2 separate regions of the Homo sapiens genome follow, and region 2 is linked to region 1. A link is a loop called in an ENCODE intact Hi-C map of the cell type or tissue named here. Cell type or tissue: CD4-positive, alpha-beta T cell. All regions are shown on one strand.

Region 1 (8,000 bases):
GAAACGCTGTGAATCAGTCGACTGCTCCTCTGGCAAGCAGGACCCATTTCTAAAGCATGAGTCACTACAAAATGTAGCTTTTTAGATGGAAAAATCTATTTACAAACCCTAGGTGAGAGTAAATGGTTTGTTCACCTCCTGTGCTTACTTGGTAGAATGACAAATTGGACACTCCAGTATTCCAAGATTTATTATTGTGACAAAACATATATTACATAAATTTTACCATTTTTAAGTCTACAGTTCAGTGGCATTAAGTACGTCCCCCCTGTTTTGTAACCACTGCCACTATTTCTGAGCAACACCTTTCCAAACTGTGTCCCCATTAAACACGAACTCCTCCACGCTCAGCCCCCCCAGTAACCTCTGTTATACTTTCTGTCTCTGTGAATGACTATTCTAGGGACCGCAGAGTCAAACAGTATTTGTCCTTTTGTGTCTGGCTTATTTCATTTAGCACAGGGTCCTCAGGATTCATCGACATAGCCGCATGCGTCACAATCTCCTTCCTCCTTCATGCTGAATAATATTCCATTGTATGGCTAGACCACATTTTGTGTATTCATTCATCTGTTCACAGACATTTGGGTGTTTCTGCCTTTTGGCTGTTGGGAATAATGTCACTATGCGTGTAGGTGTACAAACATCTGTTTGAGTCCTTGCTTTGAGTTTTTTTGAGTATAGACCTAAAAATGATATTTCAAGATTTTTAATGTCACTGATCTGTGAAGTCCAAAGCGGGAAAGCCTGGTCTTTTCCGTGCTCCCTCGTTTTGTCTGTAGGCATTGAGCACAGTGAGGCTACATGTTGTTTTCAGAGTTGCCCAGCAGCCTGGAGACTGCTGGAGCTGCATCCCAGGGAGACAGTGGCTGGAGTAACACCAACCAGACAATGAGATGGGACATCTGGGGCTTTCAAGAGCTCAGGGCAAATGGCCTAAGCAGGTGGCTCTGCAGGTGTGGATTGTGTCCAGCTCAGGGAAGTGCCTGGGCCTGGTGGGGCCTGGAGTAAGGGGAGAGGTGGGGTCTGATGAGCTTACTCCAGGTGGGAGGCCCAGGAAGGAGGTTGGGTTTTCCTCCCGGGGTTCTCTCTGGGTGTAGGCAGGGAGGAAAGGGAGAAATGCTGTGAATTAGTCGACTGCTTCTCTGGCAAGCACGACCTATTTCTAAAGCATGAGTCACTACAAAATGTAGCTTTTTAAATTTAAAAATCTATTTACAACCTAGGTGAGAAATCTTTATTTTAATTGTGAAGGAAAACACAACCCCACTTGACACGTGGTGGAATTGCTGCTGTCCTTTCCTGTCAGAGCCTCCCAGTGGGCTGGGTTTGGGGATGGATGGGGTGCACACCCGCTCTGCTCAGTTCCTTCTTCCTCCTGGCACACGGGTTGATGACAGCTCTTCAGTTGAGTCTGTTCTGCTCTGTCTGGTAGGGAGCACACCTTTTTGGTTAATATGCCCATTTATGTGTGTCTATGGGGCCTCTGGAGAAAACGTTACTTGCAGAATTAAGCACAATTAAAGGAGAAGTGAGCCCTGCTGACCTGAAAGCAGGTGGGGGCTGCTCCTTGGCTGGGATAAAAGGCAAGGAGGCAACCCTGATAAATGGCAGCTGGCTAGGTGGTGAGGGGATGTCCTGCCATTTGCAGCAAGGCATTGGTTACAAGCCTGGATTTTGTTTAACATCTTTATTAATAATGCTGGAGGCAACAGTAAACAGCAATTTAATGAAATTCACAGAAGATGCTAAATCAGGAGGTGTTATAAACAGCAGGGAAGCCCTGGCGAGGTAAGAAGCATGGAGCGGAAGGAGTAGGGGCCGTGTCTGAGAAGAATGCAGATGGGCGCAACTGCGGTGGAGGGGGAGCCCAGTCTTCCAGGTATCCAGTAGGAGCGGATCAGCAAGCTCCGGGGCTGTCACAGAGCAGGCAGCTACGTGCTGGAGAGCACAGCAGTGGGGAGCATTAGACAGACAGATGCACATGAGCCCTTCGGCCCTTCCTGCATTTCTTTCTTTTTTTTTTTTTTGAGATGGAGTCTCGCTCTGTCACCCAGGGTGGAGTGCAATGGTGCAATCTTGGCTCACTTCAACCTCCGCCTGCTGGGTTTAAGCAGTTCTCCTGCCTCAGCCTCCCTGAGTAGCTGGGATTACAGGCATTCACCATGCCCAGCTATTTTTTGTATTTTTAGGAGAGACAGGGTTTCCCCATGTTGGCCAGGCTGGTTTCAAACTCTGGACCACAGGTGATCCGCCCTCCTCGGCCTCCCAAAGTGCTGGGATTACAGGTGTGAGACACCGCACCCAGCCCCTTCCCACATTTCTGTTACCTCTTTCTAGAAACCTGAATGTGAATGCCACTGAATTCAATAAATGACTGATTGAGCACCTGCATTGGTGTAACTGGTGGGCTTTGCGGAATTCCAGGGAGATAGCGAAACTTGGAATGTAAGCTGGTGAATGGGTGGTTGGTGCGGCTTGCCGGGCAATGGTCCGAATCGAGCCTCTGGGTGGCTGTGGTTTTGTTTGGCTTCTGGATGACTTGTCAGGGTACCAGCCACTGGTGTCTGATCTGGGATTTTCTTCCTCCTCTTCTTGACTCCTCACTTCCCTCCAACTCCATGAAATGAGGCTGCCCAGAAAAGGCTGAAGGAAGTCAGTTGGCTCGCTATGGAGGAGGGGCAGTTTTCAATTAGAGTCTGACCATGTTGTCGGGAAAGTAGGGGACTGCTTTGGCTGGTTATACGTGACTATAAATCCCAACTTGGACAGTATTTCATTTAGAATCCTGACAAGGAAAAACAATACAAAAGTCTCAAAATGAATTTGTTAGCAACCATCCTGACTGCATTGTGAGGCTTTCCGACAGCTCCAGGGAGGTTGGCTTGAGGTAGCTTTGCCCAGCTGGCTGGAGAAATGAGATCAAGTGGAGTGGCTTGAGGAGAAGTCGGCTGACCCACACATTTGACAGATCTTTTGGGTTCATTGATCTTTGTCAATGTTTCTTCTCCAGATAGCAACCTCCCTTTTCTTGTGTTAAATGGACTCACCTGATTGTAATCACAGAACTAATTGTTGTATAATAAAGACCCATTCTCTCTTTGCCCGTGGCCCAAAGCAGCCTTCTCCCCCACCCGTCAGTTCCCTCTGCCCCTGGTATTTCCCTGCTGGAGGAGTTAGACCTCCTGGTGAGCTGGTGTGGGGTAGGTGCCATACCAGGCTGGGCACTGGAAGAACAAGGGTGGATCAGACACAGTCTTGGCTTTATGGAACTTCTGTTGGGTGGGGGAGAAAGATGATTGGAATATAGTGGATGATGAAAAGACAGATGCTGCCCACACATCCCAGGGAAGCCCTGTGCTGAGCGGTGTGCAGGTGTCGGCAGCAGGGTAGGAGTGCACTCTGAGCAGGTGGAGGATGCAGTCCTGGGAAGGCTCGGAGGAATCTGAAAGCACAGTCAAGCAGTTGCATCACTTTGGGTGCTCTGGGCTGCAAGTCATGAACACCCAGTTTTTAAACTGGGTTTAAACCACATGGGCGCGGTTGCTTATTCTCTTCCTTGGCAAGAACTCTGGAAGTAGGTGGTCCCAGGGCTGCTTCTGAGCTCAGTGATGTACTCAGGACATGGCTCTTCCTCCCTCTTTGCCCTTCCACACCCTGGTGTGTCCATAGCATAAGGCTATGTGTACGCCAAACGCAGCCCGGGCATCTTGTCCTCCAGTGATAACTGCTGGGTGACAGGAGGGACGGACCAGGGCTCCTCAAACCTCCCTCATTTTATTAGGGAAGAAAGTGTTCCCAGAAGCATCCAGGACACTTCCCCTTATATCTCACTGGTGAGGACGTGGCCCCAGGATCTGCAGGGAGCCTGGAGAAGGGCATATCTGCCATCTGAAGCCTCTATCACCTAACAGGGGGCTGGGCTCTTAAAGCAAGGAAGATGGGGGCATTGGGTGGACACCAGCTGTGTCCAACACAGCAGGCACCTTTGAGCCATGTCAGGGCAGCAAACTGTGTGTCTACACAGGCATACTAAGGTCAGGTCAAGATGGCTTCATCTGTCACGTGTCAGAGCCTGGCCTTTATCCTTTACCTTGAGTGGGGAACGTGGGGATGGTTTTAAATAGGAACGTGACGTGGTCTCACTGTGGTGTGGTGTGATAGGGTGTGGTGTGGTGTGGTGGATGGGCTGGAAGGGCAGGGTTACAGCCCGTGGGTCGTTCTGAGGTCACTGAAGTAACCCAAGCCCATGAGGCAAAGCCTCCCGGGACACTGGTGTCAGAGTGTGGAGGAAGCTGACTCAGTGACTGCCCTCAGAGGCCTGGAGCAGTCCCTGCAAAAGACCTGTGGATTGGGTGGACGTGGCGGGCAGGGGAGGGAGGAGCTCTGAGACCAGCCCTGCAGTTCTGGTTGGAGGAAATGGAGGGCAGGCAGTGGTCACTGGACGGCGAGGAGGAAGGGGTGTTTCTGCCAATTGTCTTGGGTGTGCCGGGTGCCCCCATGCTGCGTCTAGGTAGGGGCCTCAGCAGGCTGTTGGAGGTGAGGCTAAGACGCAGACTGGAAGTGACTGGAAATAAAGCTGTCAGCATGTGGTTTATGGGTAAAACCACAAGAGATAAGATCACCCAAAGGGAGTGGCCCCAAAAGCTGGGGCAGAAGGGCTTGCCTTATTCTCCTGGGAGCATTGCTACCCTGGCAGAGGAGGGGCCTTGGGGCTGTGGGGGCAGCAGGAGGCCGGGGCCACGTGTGCTGTGTAGAGAGTTCTTGTGTAACAAACCTGCACACTGTGTACATGTACCCTAGAACTTAAAGTATTAAAAAAAAAGAGTCATAGAAAAGAGAAAAAAAAAAAAAGGAGTGGAGCCCAAGCCAGCCAGGCCCTGGCGTAGAAGACCTGTGAGACAAGGACTAAGAAATTTCATTGACATGAAACAAAAGGGGGATGATTGAAAGACAGCCAAACAGGAATCCTTTTTGAGGAGGACATCTGAACAGCCCTGGAAGAACGTCTCTGCCTGACACTCTTGCTGGCATCTGTGGGCTCTCTCTGTCCCGTGGACAGGACAATCAGAAGATGGGCTCCACTCCAGCTGCAACTCTGGTGACATTTAGCTGTGTGGCCTTGAGCCTGTGGCTTCACCCCTCTGGACTTGCGTCCTCACCCCTAAAGGGGAGCAAGATCTATGTATATTGGAGACTGAGTTCCAAGGGCTGCTGGGGGTGACGCGGACAGCAGTGTTTTGGGAGATCTGAGACTTGGAGGGTGGTAGGCACTGACACCACAGCCCAGGAGCTCTGCACCAGCTGTAGTGAGCTGAGGAGAGAAGGGGCACGTCGCTGAGCTCACACATCTTGGTGGAGGCAGAGTAAGATCTCAAATAATCTGAGAAAACAGCTTTTGTACTTCTAACCAGTAAAGCTGTCCATGGAAAAAATGAGCAGCGTTAAACCTTCAGTGGGACGACTAACCTCCATACACATCACAATTGACCGTGTTAAGCATCTACGTGTCTTTCTGTGTTTCTCTCTCTCTGAGCATTGCTCAATTATGGAATAAGAAGTCTGTAACCTCCCCTCATGGTCCCTGCCCCCTTACTAATGTCACGGGCAGAGGAAACTGGAGGGTAGGGGAGAAGGCCACTTTGGGTCATGGGTAAAGAGAGAATAAGTCTTCATTATACAATTGTTTTGTGATTAAAATCAGGAGAGTTGATTTAACACCAGAGAAGGGAGGGTGCATTCTGGAGAAGGTACGTTGATAAAGATCAGTGAACTCAGATGCTTTGTAAAATACTCAAGCTAGCTGACCCCTCCTCAAGCCACTTTACACCATCAGAACAGGGGTGGGAGGTAGCCGGGCCCTGATTTCAGCAGTGTGTACTCGGAGTGCACTCCTGCTTCTATGTGGGTTCCTCTCGGGAGAGCCCCTGTCTGATGTAGTTTTTTGCCTGTGATGAGTGCCTCTCTGGGTAGAGTTCTTCCTCGGTGACTCTGGATGCCAGGAAGGGTGCTGGGCTCTCACCTACGATTTTACTGAGAAGCTGCTGCTTCTGGAATCCTACACCCAGACCGTGTGACTCACCCTGTGAACTGCCACTGCTAGGACATCTAATGGGGGACATCGCTGCACAGTTGTACATCTAAGGATGGAGGGATGAGCTGGGATTTGCCCTGTGTTCAGGTTGCACGAGTTTGTTCCTTTTCTTTCTTCTGACATGGAAGCAGATGTTAGGAGTCCCGAGGAACCGGCATACAGAGTGGGGTCCACACAGAGCTGCGAATGTGGAACTGGGCTTCTACCGTGCCAGCGGCCACGTGAGCTGGGTGCCCATGTCCCATGGCTTGTTAACTTCCAAGTCTAGAATTTTCCCATGGCCATGACTGCACCCATTCATGGGGGAGCTGGGGCAGGAACAGGTAAGACAGCCAAGCAGTCAGTCTGAAGAACGGAGCCTGTCAGCTGCTGGAGGAGGAACCCGGGGGACATCGTGAGGTCTGGTTCCCAGCTCAGCATCGGTGGGGAGTGAGTCGGGAGAGAGAGTGAACTGGGATCCACTAGGCACCTGCCCATCATTGCATCTACTGTTGCCTCCCTGCCTGCTTCCAGGTCCTAACTACTTTCTCTCTGGCCAGCTCTAGCCCTGACTTAAAGGGAAGGGGATTAAAGGAAATAGCATTCTCAGCTTAGTGATCCCACCTTGAGGACAGTGTTTCCACACCTCACAGCATATCATTTATTTAGCTCCAAAACCACCCTCTGTGTTAAAACGGTGAGATCCACTTTGCAGAGGAGGAACCTGAGTCCAGGGGAGTTGGTCACTTGAGGGCGGTGCAGGGCTTATCCATGGAGAAGTGGCAGTGCACGCCCACCTGGCCGCAAAGCTTAAGTGCCTTGCTTCTGTGATACAGAAAGTCAGCAGAGAACACACAGCCCGAAGCCTGAGGTGGGGCAGAGCGTTTCCTGAAGGTGAGATGGCCAGCCATGCTCTGTAGGCTGATGGGTGCCCACCCTGCATGCTCACTGGAACCTCCTGCCCTCTCTAGCCAGTGCCCAAGGCAGGGTGAAACTGTGGGGTCACATGCTTGTCTGATCATTTGCTAGGACCTGATTTAAATTGGCATACAAATATATTTTTTTAAATTGTGGCAAAATATACATAACATAAAAATTTACCATTTTAGCCATTTGTAAGCAAACAGTTCAGTGGCATTAAGCACATTCTCATTGTTGTGAAACCATCACCACCATCCATCTTCAGAACTCTTTTCGTCTTCCCAAACCGAAATTCTGTCCCCATAAACACTTAACTCCCCATTCCTCCACCCTCCAGGCCCTGGCACCCACTCTTCTACTTTGTTTCTTTGAATTTGGCTGGATTTAAGTGGAATTACACAGTATTTATCCTTTTGTGTTGGCTTATTTCACTCAGCACAGTGTCCTCTAGGCTCATTCATGCTGCAGTGTGTGTCAGATCTCCTTCCTCTTTAAGGCTAAATCCTATTCCATCGTACGGTCATCCACATCTTGTTTATTCATTCGTCTGCTCATGGACACTTGGGGTTGTTTTCTGTAGACAATATTCTGGGAGCAATCACTCTTTTAATAAAATTCTGTCTTCCATTGAACCTTTTGGGTATCTTTTATTATGGTTTTTCAAATACAGAGTCCTTGGAGAACCTTGGTTGTTCTCTTTGTAGATACGTATTTGGAACTGCACTTACCATATCGTGAATGAGGCTACAGGTCAAATTCCCATCTGAACATCACCCTGATCTTGACCTTAGTCTGCTCACCAGATGGTTTGTCTCAGCTCCAGGTTTATGGCCACGATTGGTAAATAGACTCACTCCACATCTTAGTAATAGGAAGAAGTCATCCCGGGCTTCCCCAGACTTCAAGTATCTTTAGAATGTTGAGCTTCCGGCAGATTTTTCTCTACCAGGACCTACCACATCCTGCATGTGTTATAAACAGAATCAGTCCACCAGAATGAGAACAA
Region 2 (8,000 bases), 190 kb before region 1:
CTCCCTGCCTCCCATGCAAAGCATGGCACCAGGGAATATATAGTTGTTCTGAATGTGCTGAGCATAGTTTCCTCAATGTTTTTCTATCTTGACTTATTCTCCCATCATTTCTCTTAGCAGCACAGAGAGGGCTCTCTCCCTTCAGTCACACCCGGTAGAAACCTTTGCCATTCTCTGCGTGCCAAAGGCTCATGCCACAAACAACTGGTCAGAGTTCAGATCCTGGAAGTGGTGTGTTTCTTTGTGCATGCCATGAATATGTCACAACTTTTCCAAAGCTCTGGGGGCAGCTGAATGATTGAAACTCTTTGATACGATCCTGAGGCCCTCTGGAGTCATGGGCTTGGCGCCTGGGCAGCCCCTGTCCCTGCTGTCCATCAGCTTCTGAATGAGAGAGAGAGCGAGCAAGTGGTGGAAGCAACAAGAGACCTTGGGAATCACAGGATGGCGTGGGGTCGCTCCTGCTCTTGGCTGGCCTGGCCTCATCCACTTCCAGCCTCTTTCCTCAGCAGCTCCTGGGCAGACCTCAAGAAAGCCTTGTTTGAAATGCAGGAAGACCTCAGAAGTGTTTCCTTGCCAAGTTTGGTTGAAGCTATTTTTTTAAATTGCTCTTTTTTTCCAATCTCTTTTTTGTAACAATTTATTTATTTTGATGGGCAGAGCTCATGTATGAGGTCAGTGGATATTTTAGCATATTGTTGTATCACCTGTGAGGATATGAGACCCTTGGAATCTTAATAACAGCATATTAATGATGCATTCAGTCTCTGGGTACCCACACCTGCACTAATCAGTTCTTAGGAGCAGAGACCATGTAGGCTGGAAGGGGTGAAGACACCTTCTAAATCCCCCGTTGTTAGGCTGAGCACGGCAATCCTCACTGTTATGTATCCTACTGTCTTTGCCTTTGAAATAATGCACTGGTATTTTACCTGAGATGGTGGAAATGGTGGTGGAGATGGAGAGAATTCTAGTTAAATGACAGATGCAGGCTTGACTTTGCAGTCTCACAGATGTTTCATTAATTGGCAGTAATGATGCCTGCTCAGAAAAGGGAGTTTGCACCAGGAAGCATTTTCTTAAAATCAGACCATTACCTCAGAATTAGAATGAACAAAGACAGAGTCGGGCAGGTTAGGCCATCCTATCCATGACGACTTCAGTGAAATGGAGCCACATGTAAGCCCATTGTGGGGGTTTCTATGACGGACATGATAAGGAGAAGGTAACTTTCACTGGCAAACAGACCCAGCACTTAAGATCCTCAAAGCAGGATGGAGGAAGCAGGAGCAAAGCTGTCTGCAGAATCACAAAGGTGAGGTCTCATTGCCTTGTCTGGTAGGCTGTCAGCCGCTGTCTGCTAGCCAGGCGCCAGCGTGCACTGTGGCCCCCAATCTACACCCTACCCTGCAGCCAGGGGGTCTTTTCCCAATACAAATAAGATCCTGTTATCCTTCTGTCCCCCACCATCCTCCTGATTAAACCCCTTCAGAGGCTCCCCGTTGCCTGTACCAAAGTCTTCCCTCTGCATGTAACATGCAGTGTGCGCTGACCCCTGCTCTCCACTCCCCTTCACTCTGCATGCTTCTCCTAACCTCCTGTTGAGCCATAGGCTCTAGCTATGCTCCCACGGCCACAGGCCCTTAGCACGTCCTTTCCCTGTGTCTGGATTACACATCTCCATCCCCTTTCCACTGGCACTCTAACTTATCCTTCAGGCACTGGCTCAGTTCTGATGTTACTTAGAGGAGCCACTCAGACCCTCAGGCCAGGTTCCCTGCTGAGAGCACGTACAGCAACACTTGTCCTACATGAATTACACATTTGCTGGTTGGATTACATTTCTTTCCCAGTAAAGTTCTATGAGGAGAGTAAGTGTTTGCTCACCACTGATCGTGTCCCTAGCACCAGGACAGTGGTGACACGTAGCATGCCCTCAGTAAACATCTGCAGAATAAATGGAAAAGGGAGTATAGCCAAAAATGCATTTAGGACGTGTGATTGTAGTCACAGAGGCGCCTGTTCTAGATCAGATCAGATCAGTCACTAGTTATGGCAGGAGAGTGTTTAGTGTGATGGTTTGTAGCCACAGAGGAGGCCCGGGTTCAAATGCCGTCTCGGTAATGCTGTGGCTGCACGCCCTTCGGCAAACTGCACAACCGACCCGTGCCTCAGTTTCCCCATTTGAAAATGGGAACAGTACTGCCTGAATCAGGCTTGGTTTGCATTAGATACCCACATCAGATGCTCAGCCCAGTGCTCCTCTGTGTGTGGTGCTGGTGCTGTTGTTGTGTGTGTCGGGTGTGGTGTGCTGAGCTCCAGGGACTCACCAAGTTTTGAATGAAATAGATCAACTTTGTTGTTACAGAGCAAAGAGGTGTGGGGAGTTGTTTTTGCCCAGAGCCTATGTCTAGACCCTTGAGATGAGTAAAGTGCCACTGAACATTCTGACATTGCTGGTCTTAGGAAGGTGATAAGTAGGGCTGCACCATCATCCCACAGTCTATGGGGTGGCTTCTCCAGGATGCCTGACACTGCCAGTGCCTCCTTCTCCAAGGGAAGAACACCCGACATGGGTGATCTTAAGCGACCGCTTAAGATTGGTTTAGTTCAGTTTGGAGAGCAATTTGATGTGCTGGTTTGATTTTTGGCTCGCTGATTTTTGCCAATATGTAATTCCTACTCAGTTCATACTGACTTATAAAGAAAACCTATCATTCTGTCCATCTGTCTATCCATCCATCTTCCTAACTATCTGGAAAATAAATGAAATGCCTTTGGCTTCTCCTGTCCACAGTACAATGAAAGGATTTGCCCACTCTGGGGTCCGGGGATTTGTTACTGAGTTTTGGCTCCTGTTTCAAGGGGTTTTCTATAATGGAGATAGTTCTGAAATCACCTAAATCAGCACAGCCAGTGTCTGCATTCCCAGGAACAGAGCTCTCCGTGAGCAGAGTTACAGAGCCCAGGGAAAACAGGGTGAAAAAGTGGGGGTGAAGTTTCGGGGCAGTGTGTTGAAGGGAACAACTCTGTTTGAACAGGTAACCATCTGAGACATGTCTTGCACTATTTTTCTTCTGATTGTTCGCTGTCTTTTATAACACCACTGTTAATACTGGAATGAGTGTTCTAATGGGAGGCATGACATGTTAGAAAGATGTGGAAACATATAAAACACCATTTGCAAAAATAACAGAGAAGCCCAGGAGCAGCGCACACAGGCAAAGTAAACAGCAGAGACAGTTTCCAGCTCTGTTAAAAGACTGGCCATTAAAGGGAGCTCAAAGACAAGCCACCACAGGCACCTTATGATAACCCTTCTCCCCGGTTTACAAAACAGAGATCAAACGAGGGAGGTCATGGTTAGAATTACGTATAACAGCCTCTCCATTCGGGTTCCAGTAGAGGAAGTCAAGTGATAGCTAAAGGGATTAGAGCTATTTTTAGTGAAAGCAAAGAAGAAAACCCTTTGGAGTTGCAGATTCCAACGTGAACAATGGTTACTTGGCAGGCGACCTCTGCCCCAGATGGAAGAGAGAGAATACCACAAGCTGACAACTTTATTGGATCCAGATGGGAAGAAGAAACCCCACAATGATATTAACAATAATCTAACAATGAGGACTTGGTAGATGGAGGTGTGACAACACCAGGAGGTCAGGGAGCCTGCCTGAGTGCAGGTCAAAGGCATGTGATTTTCCATGAGGTGACTGTGGTTTATAATAGCGACATCAGGGCGCATTTTTAGTTTTACCAGTCAAGGTATTAGTCCAAAAGCCATAGCCAGTATAGCTTTGTGAAAAGCTATAGCATTTTGCAAAGGGGTAGCTTGGACATTCCCAAGGGCAGATTGTTTGTGGGGGGCACAAATTTCTGGTGGCAGAAATGCTCAGACCAAGGCTGAAAGACCACCATGACCCATCACAGGCAAGGAATCCAGGCAGGGCAGGCACACCCAGGCGACTCCCCAGCTTCAGGAGGGTGCCTGGGGTGCCAAATGGGCCACGGGGCTGCCTCTGAAGCAGAAACTCTTTCAAACTCATTTTCCAGCAAAAGGGGCAGAACTGGGGGTCGGTGGGAATGCTTCTTGGGCTGGAGCTGTGCAGAGGCTGAGAGTTCCTGGGGGACAGAATAAGGCAGCTGCCTGGGCTGTGGCACATTGGTTAGTGCTCACCAAGTGATAAGCAACACCGATCAGCATGGGGTCTGTGTGAAAAGTGCTGGCAAAGCCATCGGGCGCGGTGGCTCACGCCTGTAATCCCAGCACTTTGGGAGGCTGAGGCGGGTGGATCACGAGGTCAGGAGATCGAGACCATCCTGGCTGACACGGTGAAACCCCATCTCTTCTAAACATACAAAAAAGTAGCCGGGCGTGGTGGTGGGCGCCTGTAGTCCCAGCTACTCGGGAGGCTGAGGCAGGAGAATGGCGTGAACCCGGGAGGCGGAGCTTTCAGTGAGCCGAGATGGCGCCACTGCCCTCCAGCCTGGGCGACAGAGAGAGACTCCGTCTCAGAAAAAAAAAAAAAAAAAGTGCTGACAAAGAGGGACTTTCCCTCAGAATGAGTTCTGACATGCGATAGTTCTCCTCCAGACCTGAGGGGTCTGGGGAGAAGACGGCTGGCAGGTATGGGCATCGACAGACGTTGGAAGCGAGGTAAAGAGAGCAGAGGAAAGGACACTGGCCTCGCAGGCAGTGTGTGTCCATTACCAGGTCCCCAGGGCCACAGGGTGTGGAGGGAGCTGTGAACTCACCTGGGCATCCCCCGAGGTCCTTAAAAAGAAGACAGCAGAAGCAGACAAATAGCGGTTAAGAAATCCGAACAAAATCGCTTTCAGGATTGTCTTTCCTGAGAAGAGAATCTGTGAGGCACGATTTTTCACCTTCCACCAGGGATTGAGAAGTGCCCTGCGGGGTTGAGAGCAACCCGGGAGCCAAGCAGGAGTGGAACTTTTAGATGGGCCTTGGCATGTGGCTTACACAAGAGGCCCTTTGGCCTGCACAGAGTTTACACAATTCGAAGGCTTTCTGGAAAACGTGCCTCAGAGCCGTGTGCCCCAGCTTGCTTGTTATATCTGGCAGGCACCGGCTGCTGTGGGTTCCGCACCTAGGGTGCGCCACACCGTCCCCTACTGCCCTTTAGCCTGTATCCAGGGGCAGTGGCTGGAACTCAGGCAGAGGAGCAGAGGCCCAGGCATGCGAAGTGGGGTGCCTGCAGTTAGGGGTTGGGCTGGGAACGCCAATACTAAACGCCTCAATAACCAGCAACTGTGGTTCCCCCGCCCCACTCACTCATGTGCCGCTGCCACAGCACTCCATCTACCTTCCCCAGGGGGAGCAGTGTTACTGTCCTCAGGCATCGTGGCAATTATGTGGACAGCGTCGCTCATTTGTCCAGTGTTCTTGGGGATCCAGGTGCTCAGAAAGGTGGATTTTCCAGATGGTGGACAGTTCCCTTTTGCAGTGTAAAATCTTTAAAAATTACTGTTTTTCAGAAAGTCAAACACTGCATTTCTCAATTGTAAGTGGGAGTTAAACAATGTGTACACATGGACATGGAGAGTGGAATAATAGACACTGGAGACTCCAAAAGGTGGGAGGGGGAGAGGGAAGAGGGATGAGAAATTACCTAAAGGGTATCACACATGCTATTCGGGTGATGGTCACACTAAAAGCCTAGCCTTCGTCACTACACAATAGATCCAGGTAACAAAACTGCACTTGTACCCACTAAATCTATTTTTTAAAAAAGAATTATTGGCTGGGCGTGGTGGCTCACGCATGTAATCCCAGCACTTTGGGAGGCCGAGGTGGGTGGATCACCTGAGGTCAGGAGTTTGAGACCAGCCTGACCAATATGGTGAAACTCAGTCTCTACTAAAAATACAAAAATTACCCGGGCGTGGTGGTGAGTGCCTGTAATCCCAGCTACTCAGCAGGCTGAGGCAGGAGAATCACTTGAACCTGGGAGGTGGAGGTTGCAGTGAGCCGAGATCATGCCACTGCACTCCAGCCTGGGTGACAGAGCGAGACTCCATCTCAAAAAAAAAGAAAAAAAGAATTATCCTAGGATTAAGATAATCACTGTTTTGATGAAACCTTGATAATATGTACAGAATGCTTCTGCGCTCTTAAGCAAAACATACATAGCATGGGTCACCTAGTGATGACTGAGCACTGTCATCATGAATGCCTGCAACAGCGCAGGCTGCGTTAACAGAGGTGCCCTGTGGACGCACAGGACATACAGAACTACTGTCTCCTGCAGTAAAGGATCCCAAACTTCAGTGCCCAAAATACAAATATGACCTAGGAAACAGAAGAATTAGGCAGTTTAAAAAATTGCTCTTTTTCTAATTACAACAGTAATATATGTTCATTGTAGAAAATTTGTATGCACAAAATAATAAAAGAAAAATTAAAATCACTGAGATGAGGTTTAAAATAGCTTTTTGCTGTCAGCCCTAACTGTCATGTTGTTGACGTCAGTAGGTACAACTGTTAAAAGTCAGCCTGGGCACAATGGCTCATACTTGCAATCCCAGAGCTTTGGGAGGCCTAGGTGGGAGGATCTCTTGAGGCTAGGAATTTGAGACCAGCCTGGACAACAAAGTGAGACCCTGTCTCTACAAAAACATCAAATAAAAATCTCTAGCTGGGTGCAGTGTGTATACCTATAGTCCTAGCTACTCAGGAGGCTGAGGCAGGAGAATTGCTTGAGCCCAGGAGTTTGGGGCTGCAGTGAGCCTTGTTTGCCCTATCGCTCTCCAGCTTGGGCAGCAAAGTTAGACCCTATCTCAAAACAAACAAACAAAAACAAACAAACAAAAAACTCTCTTAATTTCTACCTAACAGTCTCTTCTCTCCTTCAAGGTAATGTACCTGCATTTTGTGATCACTGCTTATATTTTTATTTATTTATTTATTTATTTTGAGACGGAGTTTCACTCTTGTTGCTCAGGCTGGAGTGCAATGGCATGATCTCGGCTCACCACAACCTCCACCTCCCGGGTTGAAGCGATTCTCCTGCCTCAGCCTCCTGAGGAGCTGGGATTACAGGCATGCACCACCACGCCCCGCTAATTTTGTATTTTTAGTAGAGACGGGGTTTCTCCATATTGGTCAGGCTGGTCTCGAACTCCCAATCTCAGGTGATAGGCCCGCCTCAGCCTCCCAACGTGCTGGGATTACAGGCGTGAGCCACCATGTCTGGCCCACCTGCTTTTATTTCTGGGTAAAATGGTGTTGTTGGTTTCAAGAAGATAAGCTAGATGTTATCATGAATGTACAAAAACTTCCTTTATACCCTTATTCTATAAAAAGACAAAATATCAATTCAAGTCTGTAAGAAGCTGGTGTAAGTTTGCAAAGAATTACCAGTCTCTTTGAATCTTTTCACGGCTACTGTCGAAAATCTCAAAACTTTGCAGGTAGATTCCTGAACAGAAGATGTTGGGGTTGAAACCACCTTTGCAAAAATTCTAACAGTGAGAAAATTACAGCAGTGAGGGGGTTCTGGTCTAGCCAACTCCCCTCTTGCCTTTAGCCTTCAAGCTTCACCTCTGAAGACTGATGCCTGAACCTGGAGGTGACGTGGCTGGAGACAGGCATGTCCACCAGCAAAGAGGCACCTCAGGGTGTCCACTTCATCCTATGTCCTTCCAGGTGATAGGTAGTGGGAGGCTTGGCCCGGCTGGTTAGGACTGTGGGCCCTAGTCTTGGACGTGTGCACCTGGGGACAAACCTTCACTGGAAGAGGGGAAGAAAATATTAGAACTTTAACTTCATTGTTTATCTAAATATTTTAAATTGATATTCTTTTTTAACTTATTTTATGATTGCAAAAACTATATATATAGCATATAATTGACCATATTAGCCACTGTTAAGTATAGAATTCATTGGGATTAATTACATTCACAATGCTGTGCAGCCATCACCACTCCTTCCAAAATATTTCATCACCCCAGATGGAACCTCTGCCCATTAAGCAGAGACTCCT

The links. Peaks named below come from ENCODE experiments on the same cell type or tissue, not always from the same donor. Only the 100,000 strongest peaks of a DNase experiment are listed, where the experiment ranks them.
Region 2: it touches region 1 in a loop (1.9-fold over the local background); 6 of 110 quality-filtered maps call a loop at or near these places.

What each region holds. Positions count from the first base shown.
Region 1 is chr2:109,209,633-109,217,632 of GRCh38, forward strand. All of the region lies in intron 1 of SH3RF3 (SH3 domain containing ring finger 3), which reads left to right. It also overlaps a transcript of RANBP2 not described here. Among named protein-coding and RNA genes, the nearest start is that of MIR4265, 72 kb to the left of the region's middle. RefSeq lists enhancers at 4,492-4,541, 4,582-4,631. In CD4-positive, alpha-beta T cell, no CTCF peak of the experiment used is centred here; DNase peaks (open chromatin) are centred at 4,279, 4,599 and 7,899; H3K27me3 peaks cover 4,898 bases.
Region 2 is chr2:109,017,012-109,025,011 of GRCh38, forward strand. It overlaps a transcript of RANBP2 not described here. Among named protein-coding and RNA genes, the nearest start is that of EDAR, 32 kb to the left of the region's middle. RefSeq lists an enhancer at 3,154-3,869. In CD4-positive, alpha-beta T cell, no CTCF peak of the experiment used is centred here; a DNase peak (open chromatin) is centred at 3,310.